Regions from separate parts of the Homo sapiens genome. Here region 2 is linked to region 1. A link is an interaction called in ENCODE POLR2A ChIA-PET data of the cell type or tissue named here. Cell type or tissue: Panc1. All regions are shown on one strand.

Region 1 (2,500 bases):
CTGTAGCCCCAGCTGCTTAGAAGGCTAAGGTGGGAGGATTGCTTGAGACTGGGAGGCAGAGGTTGCAGTGAGCCGAGATCAAGCCACTGCACTCCAGCCTGAGCAAAAGAATGAGACCCTGTTTAAAAAAAAAAAGAAAAAAAAGCAATAAATATTTTATTTTATTTATTTAATATAAATAAATATTATAATAATATAAATAAATATAAATAAATGGTGAAATCCCATCTCTACTAAAAAAATTCAAAAAAATTAGCCGGGCATAGTGGCGGGCGCCTGTAGTCCCAGCTACTCAGGAGGCTGAGGCAGGAGAATGGCGTGAACCTGGGAGGTGGAGTTTGCAGTGAGCCAAGATCGCACCACTGCACTCCAGCCTGGGTGACAGAGCGAGACTCCGTCTCAAAAAAAAAAAAAAAAAAAAAAAAAACTTGGCCAGAGGCCGGGCTCACCCTGTATCCCAGCACTTTGGGAGGCCAAGGTGGGTGGATCACTTGAGGTCAAGAGTTTGTGACCAGCCTGGCCAACATGGTGAAACCCTGTCTCTACTAACAATACAAAAATTAGCCAGGCATGGTGGCAGGTGCCTGTAATCCCAGCTACTCAGGAGGCTAAGGCAGAAGGATCGCTTCGACCTGGGAGTCAGAGGTTGCAGTGAGCTGAGATTGTGCCTCTGCACTCCAGCCTGGGGGATGACAGAGCGAGACTCCCTCTCAAAAAAAAAAAAAAAAACTTGGCCAGGCATGGTGGCTCATGCTTATAATTTCAACACTTTGGGAGGCCAAGATGGGAGGATCACTTGGGGCCCGAAGATTGAGACCAGCCTGGTCAACATAGTGAGACTCTGTCTCTAGAAAAAAAAAAAAAAAATCCAGTGTGGTGCATACACCTGCCTAGCAGCTCGGGAGGCTAGGGTAGGAGGATTGCTGGAGCCTAGGAGCTTGAGGCTACTGTGAGCTATGATCATGTCACTGCATTCCAGCCTGGCTGACACAGTGAGACCTTATCTCTAAAGAAAGAAAAAAAAAAACAACCTTGAATAGTAAATATGACCTCATTTTAAACAAATAATTTTTTTAACACATTCTATCTTCCAGAAATTGTATGAAGAGATGTGAAAATAAATGTTATAAGCAGTATAAACTGTGAATGTATTGTGATAGAAATGATTATATTTCTTTGGATAAATAAGAAAATCTTCTCAGGAAATAGGACATTTATGTATTATTTCTTTATTCATTATTAATTTATCATTATTTTAAATCAGAGCTAACATTCATTGAGCTCTAATCAGATGCCCGGCATTGTTCTAAATGTTTTACATGTATTATTTGGTTTATGACCTACAACTCTAAGAAGTAGTTACTATTATTTCCCACATTATATAAATGAGGAAGCTAAAGGAAAGAGAGTTTAGGTAACTTGCTCAAGGTCACCCATTAAGTAATCCTGGATTGGACCCAGGTGGAACAGACATCATGATTTTAACCATTAGGAGCAACATTTAAACTGGATCTTTTTCTTTTTCTTTTTTCTCACTCTGAAACTGCAGTAAAATAAACCGAGTCTTTTTTTTTTTTTTTTTGAGACAGGTCTCACTCTGTCGCCCAGACTGAAGTGCAGTGGTGCGATCTCCGCTCACTGCAACCTCCACCTCCCAGGTTCAAGCTATCCCCCCGCCTCAATCTCCGGAGTAGCTGGGACTGCAGGCGCGGGCCACCACGCCTGGCTAATTTTTATATTAGTGCCCAGCCTAAACTGGGTCTTAAAAAGAGAAGACTTGGGCCAGGCGCAGTGGCTCACGCCTGTAATCCCAGCACTTTGAGAGGCTGAGGCTGGCGGATCACTTGAGGGCAAGAGTTCAACACCAGACTGGCCAACATGGCGAAACCCTGACTCTGCTAAAAAAAAATACAAAAATTAGCCAGGCATGGTGGTGTGTACCTGTACTCTCAGCTACTTGGGAGGCTGAGGTGGGAGAATTGCTTGAATCTGGGAGGCGGAGGTTCCAGGGAGCCGAGATGGCACCACTGCACTCCATCCTGGGTGACAGAGTGAGACCTGTCTCAAAAAAAAAAAAAAAAAAGAGAAAGAGAAGACTGGTAGGCCAAAGGGCATTTTAGAGAGAAAAACACATACAAATATTTGATGAAATGAAAGTTCACTGTGTTCTAAGAATAACATTCAGGGAAGCTGAAATTTAGAGAAAGAACGTGTGTGTGTGTGTGTGTGTGTATGTGTGTGTGTGTTGGGAGGTAGTTTGGGGCCAGTTAATGGAGGACCTTGAATACTAGACAAAGGAGTTTGTACTTGATCCAGTAGGCTGTGAGAGCCACTGAAGTTGTTTTTCTGTTTTTCTTAATCAAGAGAGTCATATGATTAGCTCTGTGTTTTAGAAACAGCAATCTGGTGGCAAGGGGAAATGGACTAATGGAAGAGACTGGAGGCAGAGAAAAGGTAGTTAGGACTCAGTTGCAATGGTCTAATATTGGGGCCTGAACTA
Region 2 (2,500 bases), 300 kb before region 1:
CCCTTTGGGAATTACTATATGCCAGGAATTTTACTACACTTAGAATCTAACGATATGTTTTACAAATTAGAGAAGCTAGTAAGTAAGCTAGTAAGTGGTGAATCTACGATTTGAACCAAGGTCTGTAGGACTTCAAAAGCTATTTCACTGTTCTTCTCTATGTACTAGATGCTTGGCCTATCCAACGCTCCCTTACATTTTTTGTTCTTTTTTTTCGGCATATGCCATTGTCTTAAGTAGTAAGCCTCTTGAGGATATAAGCCATGGTTTTTGCCTCTGAATCTCTAGTGCCTTTGATAATATCTTGGATGATACAATTGTGTGTTCAAAGTTAGTGCTATTGATGATAAAGGTTTTATTTTACTGAGATAGGATTTGAATATTTAAAATAGTCTTTTAGCAATTCAGCTTTATACTGGTTTTCTTGCTTTAGTTTAGCAAGAATTTTTTTTTTTTTTTGTTTTGTTTTGAGACAGGATCACACTCTGTCACCCATGTTGGAGTACAGTGGCATGATCAGGCTCACTGCATCCTCAACCTTGTGGGCTCAAGGGATCCTCCCATTTCAGCCTCCTGAGTAGCTGGGACTACAAGTGTGCATCGCCATGCCCAGCTAATTTTTAAAATTTTTTTGTAGAGACAGGGACTCACTCACTATGTTGTCAGATTCTTTTTTTTTTTTAAAGTAATAAAAAAGCCCTTAAGTAGGGACTTAATTTTAAAAATCCTAGTATATAAATGGTATAACAACAGTTCTAATGCTTTTTTTGTTAAATTACAAGAGTGATATAACTGTATTACAGAAAACTTGGAAATTAGAGGAAAACATCTCCCATAATTTCACAGTTTGTAGTGTTTATTTTCAGTTTCATTTTTTAAACAAGTACGCAGTACAAGTGCTAATAAACATATCATCTTAGTAGTCTGGTTTAACAATTATGACAGTAAATACAGGTTAGTTTGAAAATGACAACATGTTCTCAGAAGCAGAAAAGTGATATTGTTCTCAACATGACAGATATTTGAGTTCCTACAATGGGAAAGGCACATTAATGATGTTTTTCTTTATTGCCTATAATTATGGTTCGATATACTCAGGAAATCTCTTGAGAGAGATATCTAACCCTTCTCAAAGATGGCTTGAAATGTTCAGCACTTGGGAGAGGTTGTCATAGTTAAAATTAATTAGGAACAAGTTCATCCAATAGCAAGTCTCTCAGGAATAATCTAAGAGTGCATTCCTTTGTTTTCACTCTATTTGCAGACAGAATGCTAGTAACAGACTAACGTGTAATAGAAAAAGATTGAGTATCATTAGCAACGAATCATAGTTCAGAATCTCTGCAATCTCTAATAGTGTGATTTTAAAGGCCTAATCTAAGATATTTTACTTGTTCTTTAGGGAATTACAAAAAGCACTTTATATACTTGTTTGTGAGTTTGGGGCTTAATAAAATTGGGAGCAGAAAAGATAACTATTGGGTACTGGGCTTAATACCTATGACACAAGTCCACTGATGTAATAAACCTTCACATGTACCCTTGAACCTAAAATAAAAGTTTTTAAAAAAAAAATCAGTACTCTGGAAACCAAAACCAAGTAAATGGCCTGAGAGAGATCTGGTTAGTTGGAGAACTGGTAGAAATAATAAACGAAAAGTTACTCCAGGCAGAGTTCATTAGGCAAATTCATATGCTGGAGTTTCATTTTTAAAGCAGTTGAATCAACAAGGTATGCCTTCATTAATTATATTTATTAGGTGTTTTTAATAATCTGAGGAATCTTGTAAATTGAATGCTGTATTACAGTAAAGTGAACTTTTTTTATTTAGACAAATGATCTAACCCAGTTAAGCATGCGTAGAAGAAAGCCTGGAAGAAAAAAAACACTAAAATTTTATAGTAGCATGGTTGTAGTTTTTATCTACCTTGTTTTCAACAGTGAGAATGTATTCCTTCTGTAATCAACTGATTTAGCTTTTCTCTATGGCATTTTTGAGAATTTATTCATTTAAATTGAATACACAATAACTACGTGTAAAGTAAAGCTTTGTGTTCTAAGATTGTGTCTACACTTAGTTTTCATCCTAAACATTTAGAGAAATTGATTAGAGGAATGATAATAATTATATTAATTGATTTGGACAATTCAGTTAGAGGACTAATTTATAATTTTTTGTGCTGCTTTATAACTTAACAAAGCGTAACCTATGAACTAAGCTATTATTATCATCATTTCAAATTGGAGGATACTGAGGCTCAGAATTTGGGACTTAGGTTTTATAGTTAGTAAATTAAAAAACCAATATAAATTCATGGTTAAAAAAATTCATACAATGCTAGTGAAGTCTTCTTTCTGCTTTAGGCCCTCATTTGCTTTCCCAGAGGCAGCCATTCTTGCCAGTTTCTTGTGTGAATTTCCAGTAATAGTCTGTGTATATGCGAATAAATATATATGTATACTGTATATGTATATTCTTTTGTGTAAGCTGTTTATTGT

What was found. Peaks named below come from ENCODE experiments on the same cell type or tissue, not always from the same donor. Only the 100,000 strongest peaks of a DNase experiment are listed, where the experiment ranks them.
Region 2: POLR2A ChIA-PET joins it to region 1 with 17 read pairs; 3 of 35 experiments call an interaction of 5 or more read pairs at or near these places.

The regions. Positions count from the first base shown.
Region 1 is chr1:51,215,764-51,218,263 of GRCh38, reverse strand. The region is part of intron 1 of LINC01562 (long intergenic non-protein coding RNA 1562); the gene reads left to right. Among named protein-coding and RNA genes, the nearest start is that of LINC01562, 18 kb to the left of the region's middle. In Panc1, no CTCF peak of the experiment used is centred here; no DNase peak of the experiment used is centred here.
Region 2 is chr1:51,513,441-51,515,940 of GRCh38, reverse strand. The region is part of intron 1 of EPS15 (epidermal growth factor receptor pathway substrate 15); the gene reads left to right. Among named protein-coding and RNA genes, the nearest start is that of EPS15-AS1, 3.6 kb to the left of the region's middle. In Panc1, no CTCF peak of the experiment used is centred here; no DNase peak of the experiment used is centred here; H3K27ac peaks cover 2,121 bases.